2 separate regions of the Homo sapiens genome follow, and region 2 is linked to region 1. A link is an interaction called in ENCODE POLR2A ChIA-PET data of the cell type or tissue named here. Cell type or tissue: OCI-LY7. All regions are shown on one strand.

What was found. Peaks named below come from ENCODE experiments on the same cell type or tissue, not always from the same donor. Only the 100,000 strongest peaks of a DNase experiment are listed, where the experiment ranks them.
Region 2: POLR2A ChIA-PET joins it to region 1 with 6 read pairs; 3 of 35 experiments call an interaction of 5 or more read pairs at or near these places.

What each region holds. Positions count from the first base shown.
Region 1 is chr2:201,898,638-201,903,637 of GRCh38, forward strand. No RefSeq gene overlaps it. Among named protein-coding and RNA genes, the nearest start is that of CDK15, 95 kb to the left of the region's middle. RefSeq lists an enhancer at 3,103-3,826. In OCI-LY7, no CTCF peak of the experiment used is centred here; a DNase peak (open chromatin) is centred at 1,954; H3K27ac peaks cover 696 bases.
Region 2 is chr2:202,210,408-202,215,407 of GRCh38, forward strand. SUMO1 (small ubiquitin like modifier 1) reads right to left here. Exons shown (of 5, transcript NM_003352.8): 3 at 3,950-4,027; 4 at 328-399. Among named protein-coding and RNA genes, the nearest start is that of SUMO1, 26 kb to the right of the region's middle. In OCI-LY7, CTCF peaks have their summits at 1,820 and 2,046; no DNase peak of the experiment used is centred here.

The DNA.
Region 1 (5,000 bases):
GGCATAAGGTTTCCAATCTGGGGGCCTGGATGGCTTGTTACATCATTCACAGTTGGGTACTTCCTTTGAGAGAGACGGTTATGAGCTCACTTCTAGACATCTTGAGTTTGAGGTACTGGTGTGCATAAGATGATTAGAACCGCCGGCCTGGGAACAGGACGTGGAGATGGCTGTGAGTGAGTGTCATCTACACACTGATGGTCCTTGAAGTCCCCAGGATGTGACTGCCCAAGAGAACATATCTGAAGAGAGGAAGCACAAGAATTGTACCTTGGGAAAGCTCAATATTAGCTTTATTTAAGCAGTATTTAGAGCTTGGAGATGGAAGAATCAACAAAGGAGACAAAGCATTAGTGGTTAGAAATTGGTGGAAAGGGGAGGTGTTGTGCGGAGAGGGGAGGGACTAGAACCATTCTGTGTGACAGAAGTTAACAAGAGCGTTCCAAGATTGAGTAGCCTGCAGAGAAAACCACCAGGAAGGTGTGAACAAAGAAAGGCCGTGGATTTGGGAGGCTACCTGTCCTTGGTAACCTACAAGGGAGCAGCTTCCATGGCATGGTGGTCATAGAAGAGCACGATGGATTAAAGAGACAGTGACAGGTAAGAAAGCAGAATGAGGGAATATCTTTCAGAAATTGTTGCATAAAAGGATAGGAAAGATGGAGGACTCACTAGAGCACGGAAGGACTGACAGGTTTCGTGTTTTGTTTGGCATAGGAGAGATTATACATTTTTATGAGCTGAAGAAAAAAGAGAGAAAGAAGTTGAAGAATCAGTAGATAATCCAAAAATACCAGGCATGATCCCTTCTCGAGTTTTTGCCTGGCTCGTGCCTCTGCCTAGAACCCCTCTTCCAAATATCCACACAGCCAACTCCCTTGCCTACTTCAAGCCTTTGTCCAAATGTCACCGGTTGGTGAAGCCTATCCTGGCCACCCTATTTAATGGGCCACTAATTTGGAAGCCTCCTGTACACCAATCCCCCTTAACCTGCCCTATTTTTCTAAAGCATCTTATCACTTGATGTCGTGCTCCATAATAGATTTACCAATTTATGATATTTATTGTTTCTCTCTCCCCCCAGCTGGAATGTAAGTTCCATGAAGATAAGAATATGTTTTATTTTATTTTATTTATACTTTTTTGAGATGTAGTTTTGCTCTTCTCACACAGGCTGGAGTGCAATGGTGTGATCTCAGCTCACTGCAACCTCCGCCTCCCAGGTTCAAGTAATTCTCCTGCCTCAGCCTCCTAAGTAGGTGGGATTACAGATGGATGCCACCATGCCCGGCTAATTTTTGTATTTTTAGTAGAGATGGGGTTTCATCATGTTGGCCAGGCTGGTCTTGAACTCCTGACCTCAGGTGATCCACCTGCCTTTGGGTGAGCCACCACCTCCGGCCTAGGAATCTGTTTTATCCACTAGCGTATCTCAAGCACCTTGAACACTGTCTTGCATGTAGCAGAGTCTCAGTAAATGTCTTTTGAATGAATGAACTCTACCATGTTTCAACTGCAACCCAGCACACTTTTTCTCCCTTGTCCTGTTCTGTTTTGGCTTTGTTTTTTCATATATGATGTACCAGTGTATTACATTTGTTATGTTTTCTATCTCCCACAGTAGAAATCAAGCCCCACAGGAAAAATGATTTTGATATGTTCTGTTACTGATATATCCCAAGCACCTAGAATTGTGCATGACACATAGTCAGTGCTTAGGAAACACTTGTGGAATAAATGAATCAGTGAAGATTCAGAGATTGAAGGAAAGGAGATTGAGAGTCTATGTTTGCCTGGGAGAGGGTAAGAGATGCATGTCCTCTGAGACTGGAGAAGAGGTAAAGTACACAGATAAAACATAATCAAACCATTGAGCAGGTGTACAGAATCAGGAGCCAGGTGGTACACAATCAGGCATTTGTTCAAATCTGTCTCTGCCACTTACTAACTGTGTGATTTGGGGGCAAGTTACCTCCCTTCTCTGCTTTCACTTCCTCCTTTGTAAGATAGGAATGATAATAGTATCTGACTCATAGAGTTGGTGGTGAGGATTAAACGAATTAATACATTTAAAATATCTTAAAGAAGCTGGGCACGGTGGCTCATGCCTGTAATCCCAGCACCTTGAGAAGCCAAAGTGGGAGGATCACTTGAGGCCAAGAGTTTGAGACTAGCCTGGACAACATAGTGAGACCTCATCTCTACAAGAAATTAAAAAATTAGCTGGGCATGGTGGCACACGCTTGTAATCCCAGCTGCTTGGCAGGCTAAGGTGGGAGGATCGCTTGAGCCCAGGAGTTCAGAGATTGCTGTGAGCTGTGGTGGTGCCACTGGACTCTAGCCTATGTGATAGAGCAAGACCCTGTCTCAAAAAAAAATAAATAAATTGGGCCGGGCGCTGTGGCTCACGCCTGTAAGCCAGCACTTTGGGAAGTCGAGGCAGGAGGATCTCCTGAGGTCGGGAGTTCGAGACCAGCCTGGCCAACATGGTGAAACTTGGTCTCTACTAAAAATACAAAAATTAGCCAGGTGTGGTGGCACACACCTGTAATCCCAGCTACTCGGGAGGCTAAGGCACAAAAATCGCTTGAACCCAGGAAGTGGAGGTTGCAGTGAGCCAACATCACACCATTGCACTCCAGCCTGGGTGACAGAGCAAGACTCCATCTCAAAAAATAATAAGTAATAAAATATTTTAAACAGTGCCTGGCATATAGTAAGCACTATAAAAATTAGGTGGTGGTGGTGATAGTAAATGAAAAAAAAGGAACAGGGGAATTAAATATGCTAATACCCATGGGGTTTGACCTGGAAGGGAAGGCAGGAGGACAATATGGAACCAACTTAGATTTAACAGTGAGTTTGGGTTTGGGGATGACGTTGGGAGGGAAAGTCGACAACACCTGATTCTGGTTCTGTTTGTGACTGTGGCTCCATTTGGTAAGCCTGGCTAGAGCTGCAGGAACCCTGGGTTTCACTAACCTCCTACTCTGAAGAACAGATTAAAAAATGAGGATCAGAATTTTAAAATATAGATATTTTTCTCTGCAGACCAATTCCAATTCCTGAAAACTTGTATGAATAAAATAATGGCACTGATTTTTTCCGCTTTGAGATCTTTTTGGTTTTTGTTTCAGTTTTGTAGGTATTTTGTAATTTTTTTATGTTTCAATGTTTAGAGAAAGATCTAGCGGATTCGAGGCAGGAAACACAAAAGGCCAGGCTAATCACACGAACAGCGCCCACTACAATGGCTGCAATGGGCCACGCATCTCTGGAAAAGACAGTTCCCCAAAAGAGTGCCTGGGGAAGGCAGATAAAAGACCGAAGTTGGGTCATGTGACAGGTGTCACTTGAGTAACGATACTGGGGCCAGAGATAAAAGCCCACTCCTTCAGGTCACATGACCCAGCTTCATTACGCTCCCAGCAGGGGGTTACAGAGTCTGGATGCCATTTTTACTTATTTATTTATTTGTGTTTTTTCCCCTTATTCTGTGATAATGAGAAAATGTTTAAACTCCCATCTCTGTGTTTAAACATTTCTTCCTGCTGACAGCAGCGGGATACCCCTTGATCAACTGTCAGATTGGAAAGTGCAATTTTTCTGGAAAGTAAACAGCATGTTAGCTGGTTGGAAATAATTTTCTGTTTATTGGTAGCTGTTACTCTAGGAGTGATGGAGCCCTGTGACAGCACTTGTCAAGTGAAGAATAAGAAACAAGTTTGGAAATACCTTTAAGACATAGCTCTGACAATAGGGCCTTACTAGTTTTTGATAGAAATGAACTCTAAAAAAGTTAAAATGGGCAAAAAAACTTTTCCAGTGTTACCAACTCTCGGAGATCTTTCCGGCAAAACTGACAGAGAATCAAAGGCAAATTCATGGAATGCTGGAAGTGGATGGGTCCTCAGCAGGCACAAAACCCAACCCCTGTGTTTTACCACTGGGGGAACCTTGGACTCTTCTCATTAATAAGAGGAAAGCAGCCGGGCGCGGTGGTGGCTCACGCCTGTAATCCCAGCACTTTGGGAGTCTGAGGCAGGCGGATCACGAGGTCAGGAGATTGAGACCATCCTGGCTAACACGGTGAAACCCTGTCTCTATTAAAAATACAAAAAAATTAGCCGGGCATGGTGGCAGGTGCCTGTAGTCCCAGCTACTCGGGAGGCTGAGGCAGGAGAATGGCATGAACCCTGGAGGCGGAGCTGGCAGTGAGCTGAGATCGCATCACTGCACTCCAACCTGGGCAACAGAACGAGACTCCCTCTCAAAAAAAAAATAATAAAATAAAATAAAAAATAAAAGTAAAATAAAATAAAAAGAAAGCATGACAACTATCAATATGACAAATAAAAGTTTTATTTTCTTTTATGTATGAAGATGAATGCAAAAAGCTGGTGGAAGCAGTTTAAACATTTTGACCTAAGTATACTTAACAAGGTTTAATGGCACATATAGATATATACAGTTGACCTTGAACAACACAGGGATTAGAGGTGCCAAGCCCCCCACCCCCTACCCCCACTCCCCACCCTGTGTGCAGTAGAAAATCCACATGTAACTTTTTTTTTTTTCTTTTGAGACAGGATCTAGCTCTGTCACACAGGCTGGAGTGCAGTGGCACAATCATAGCTCATTGCAGCCTTAACCTCCTGGGCTTAAGCCATCCTCCCACCTCAGCCTCCCAAACAGTTAGGACTACAAGCACATGCAACTACACCTGGCTAATTTTTTAAATTTTTTGCAGAGACAGAATCTTGCTGTGTTGTCCAGGCTGGTCTTGAATTCCTGGTCTCAAGTGAGCCTCCCGCCTCGGTCTCCCAAAGTGCTAGGATTTCAGGAGTCAGCCACCACACCCGGCCCACATGTAACTTTTGACTCTTCAAAAAAAACTTACCTAATAATCATCTACTGTTGACTAGAAGACTTACCAATAAGATAAACAACCAATTAACACACATTTTATGTATGTGTTTTATACTGTATTCTTACAATAA
Region 2 (5,000 bases), 310 kb after region 1:
AAAATCCAGCCATTAATGTTACCATCACCATGAAAGTATACCAGAAATTTACCAAATTTGAGGAACATTTGTCTATCTTCAAAAAGGATGTAGCATGTGACCTATGACAATTTCAGTACTCATTTTGTTTCTACCACCCTTTTTATTGGCACTTTTAAAGGCACTATAGGGGAAGTTCAACCCAAAACATTATTTCTTCTCTCCAACAAATGATATGCCATTTAAATCAGAGAATATTCAAGAAAAGGGCAGTTTTAACACCAGTGAACCAAACTGCTCAAAGGAGAATTTAAATTTTTTCTTGACTCAGGAGAAAAGTATACTCACTTCTTTTGGAGTATGATTATCAGCAATTCTCTGACCCTCAAAGAGAAACCTGAGTGAATTCATTGGAACACCCTAAAAAGGTAAAGATAATAATAATGCATACATACACACACAAATATTAGAAAACATAATGGTAACTTTGATGCACAAAAAGCAAGCATGAAAGCCTTAGAACACTACATAGAAAATAAAATTAGACAAGCTAATTCAATCATAAATACTATATACTGTACTGAGTAGCAACTATTTGCAAGGCCCTCCCTGTACCAATTCTTTACATACATAATCATAAGTGTTAAACACAACAACCCTGGAAGGTAGGTATTACCACCTTATCTTCATGTTACAGCTAGGGAACCTAAGGCTTGGAGCTAGCCAAGAATTTAAGCCCAAACCTGTTTCTAAGCCTATGCTCTTGACCACTACTCGATTCACTTTGCCCTAAATCTGTAAGCTAGAATAAAAGATCAGATCAGAAACTGGACGTGCACCCTCACTAGCTTCCAACTATACTGGCGAAATTGGTTTTAAACAGATTACATCATAAAATTTGGTAAAGCACAAATGGCTAGCTAGCTAATCTACCATAAACCTGGATGGCATAGATAGCGCAATATTACAAAATATATTAGTATACATTTTTCTAATCACTCTTCAACAAAAATAGCTGAAAGGGGAGACGGCTCACTTGAGGTCAGGAGTTTGAGACCAGCCTGGCCAACATTATCATAAAATCTGGTAAAGCGCAAATGGCTAGCTAGCTCATCTACCATAAACCTGGATGGCACAGATAGCACCATAAATATTACAAAATATATTAGTATACATTTTTCTAATCACTCTTCAACAAAAACAGCTGAAAGGGGAGAGACGGCTCACTTGAGGTCAGGAGTTTGAGACCAGCCTGGCCAACATAATGAAACTCCATCTCTACTAAAAATACAAAAATTACGGGGCAGGCGCAGTGATTCAGCCTGTAACCCCAGCACTTTGGGAGGCCGAGGCGGGTGGGTCACTAGAGGTCAGGAGTTCAAGACCAGCCTGGCCAACATGGTGAAACCCCATCTCTACCAAAAATACAAAAATTAGCCTGGCGAGGTGGCACGCGCCTGTAATCCCAGCTACTCGGGAGGCTGAGACAGGAGAATCACTTGAACCCGGGAGGTGGAGGTTGCAGTGAGCCAAGGTCGTGTCACTGCACTCCAACCTGGGCAACAGAGGAACACCCTGTCTAAAAAAAAAAATACAAATACAAATACAAAAAAAAATACAAAAATTAGCCAGGCCTGGTGGCAGGTGCCTGTAATCCCAGCTACTCGGGAGACTGAGGCATTGGGAATCACTTGAGTCCAGGAGGTGGAGGTTGCAGTGAGCTAAGACGGCACCACTGCACTCCAGCCTAGGCGACAGAGTGAGACTCTGTCTCAAAAAAAAAAAAAAAAAAAAAATCAATTCCCTGGCCTACAGATGGGGGGCGTAGAGACTATATGAATTTTCTTCAGAGTTATGAAAATTAAATGACGATGAATCTTTTTTTTTTTTTTTTTTTGAGACAGTGTCCCACTCTGCCACCCAGGCTGGAGTGCAATGGCGTGATCTCGGCTCATTGCAACCTCCGCCTCCTGGGTTCAAACGATTCTTCTGCCTCTGCCTCCCGAGTAGCTGGGATTACAGGCGTGCACCACCATGCCTAGCTAATTTTTGTATTTTTAGTAGAGACAGGGGTTTCACCATGTTGGTCAGGCTGGTCTCGAACTCCTGACCTCATGATCCGCCTGCCTCAGCCTCCCAAAGTGCTGGGATTAGAGGCGTGAGCCACTGTGCCTGGCCAATAATGTATCTTAAATACCTATGGCACAGTACACATAATTGAGATTTCAATAAATGTTTCTTTCCCCTGATGAATTTCATCTCAATTTTAACACCCAAAGTTATTACAAATGTGAAGTAGTTGAACCCCAATTAATGTGATTTTATTAAGTTAAACAATTAAAATCTACAAAAACAGAAGAGACAAAAATGCTTATTGTTTTACTTATCCTAACACCTAGTTTCTCTTTCTTATAATAAGTTTTTTTTAATGTGAGTTACAAATTTAAACTGTTAAAAGCAAACCTTCTAAAAATGAAATCTACAGGCCGGGCACGGTGGCTTATGCCTGTAATCCCAGCACTTTGGGAGGCCAAGGCGGGCGGATCACAAGGTCAGGAGTTCGAGACCAGCCTGACCAACATAGTGAAACCCCGCCACTACTAAAAATACAAAAATTAGCCGGGCGTGGTGGTGCATGCCTGTAATCCCAGCTACTCGGGAGACTGAGGCAGGAGAATCGCTTGAACCAGGGAGTCACAGGTTGCAGTGACCTGAGATCACACCACTGCATTCCAGCCTGGGCGACAGAGTGAAGACTCCATCTCAAAGAAATAAATAAATAAATGAAAATAAAATTTACAATACCTGAGTTAATATTATGTAATATAATTCAATTTTTTTTCTTTTTTTTCTTTTTTCTTTTTTTTTTTTGAGATGGAGTCTTGCTCTGTCACCCAGGCTGAAGTGCAGTGGCATGATCTCAGCTCACTGCAACCTCTGCCTCCCAGATTCAAGTGATTCTCCTGCCTCAGCCTCCCGACTAGCTGGGAATTACAGGCATGCGCCACCATGCCTGGCTAATTTTTGTACTTTTAGTAGAGACAAGGTTTTGCCATGTTGGCCAGGCTGGTCTTGAACTCCTGCCCTCAGGTGATCCGCCCGCCTCAGCCTCCCAAAGTGCTGGGATTACAGGCATGAGCCACTGCACCCAGCCTATAATTTAATTTAAGACTGATTAAACATATATTTCTTGCTTATTAAATCATAATTTCACTTAAACTATATCTTGGTTGTCTCATATTAATTCCAATTACATTTATTTTCAAAACCTATTTTATAAGGCCAGGCCTGGTGGCTCACGCCTGTAATCCCAGCACTTTGGGAGGCCGAGGTGGGCAGATCACCTGAGGTCGGGAGTTCGAGACCAGCCTGACCAACATGGAGAAACCCCATCTCTACTAAAAATACAAAATTAGCTGGGCGTGGTAGTGCATGCCTGTAATCCCAGCTACTCGGGAGGCTGAGGCAGGAGAATCACTTGAACTTGGGAGGCGGAGGTTGCAGTGAGCAGAGATCGTGCCACTGCACTCCAGCCTGGGCAGCAAGAGCAAACTCCATCTCAAAAAAAAAAAAAAAGAGAGATAATATACTAATAATACTACTACTTAAATTTAACATATGGCTAAACACTCATGATTAGAAGTACAAAAACAATCCATAGTAATCACCAAAAAATTACTTGCCTTTTTTGCTATATATACTGGTAAGCCATCAAGACAGAAACATTCATTTGAGCTCGCTTTTACAATTCTGAGTTACTTTTCAAACTAGTTCCCATCTTACGAATTCAAACTTTAAAATGGGCCACAAGACAAAAAAAGCAGTTAAGCAGGGTACAAGAAATGATAGAGTGTTTTCCTTGAGTTGCTAATGGTGAAAATAATAAAACAGGATTTTTCTTCTGACAATCTTCTATAAAAAAAAAAAAATTAACGACAAAGCATTGTACTTAATACCAAAATGGACGAACCTGTCTTTGACAGTATGATTCTTTGAGTTTCTTGAGATGTGTTGTCATTTTCACTTTGAAGTGAATCTCACTGCTATCCTAAGGAGATAAAAAAGAAAAAAATTATCCCTCTTTGTATAAATCATTTGCTTTACTTGAACCAAACTATTTAATTACACATATAGTGCAAATAGAAACATAAACCTTGTAACCTGTATTTTTCCACCACAATATTCTTTTTAGCATTCTTAACAGGTTTTCTTAAAACAGTGTAATCATCCTCAAAGTTACTGTATACCCATTACAAAAGAAACCGAGTAAAACAAAGTTAATCAGTCTTGAGTGTTAAAATTATCAGTATAAGTAAAAGTCTAAGTAAATGCATTCCTTCATTTGCCATTCTATTGTCAAAATAAAAGATGAACTATCGCATCTTTTATTTATCCCAATAGCAACTCAAAACAAAAAGTCTGTCCCCCCAAGTGAAGTGTCACTGAAGGTGGTCGCCTAGGAGAAAAGCAGTTAATTAGATAATAATTAATTGTATAAAATTCAATTTTATACAATAAGCGACTGAGAAATTTATTCCTGCCATAAAAAATCACCACATGGGGCTGAGCGCAGTGGCTCATGCCTGTAATCCCAGCAATTTGGGAGACCAAGGCAGGCGGATCACAAGGTCAGGAGTTCAAGACCAGCCTGGCCAGTATAGTGAAACCCCGTCTCTACTAAAAATACAAAAATTAGCCAGGCATGGTGGCACACACCTGTAGTCCCAGCTACTCAGGAGGCTGAGGCAGAAGAATTGCTTGAACCCAGGAGGTGTAGGTTGCAGTGAGCCAAGAACACGCCACTGCACTCCAGCCTGGGAAACAGAACAGTACTCCATCTCAAAAAAAAAAAAAAAAAAAAAATCACCACATGGAATCTGGTTTCTCTCACATGAGTAAAATGAGTAAGAACCTGAGTTAGTCAAACTGATTTGTGAGACCAAAAATTATTTTATTCTGCTCAGATTGTGAAACAAACTATCAGCCAGCCAATCCTCAGAAAAAATACTGTTACTTGCATA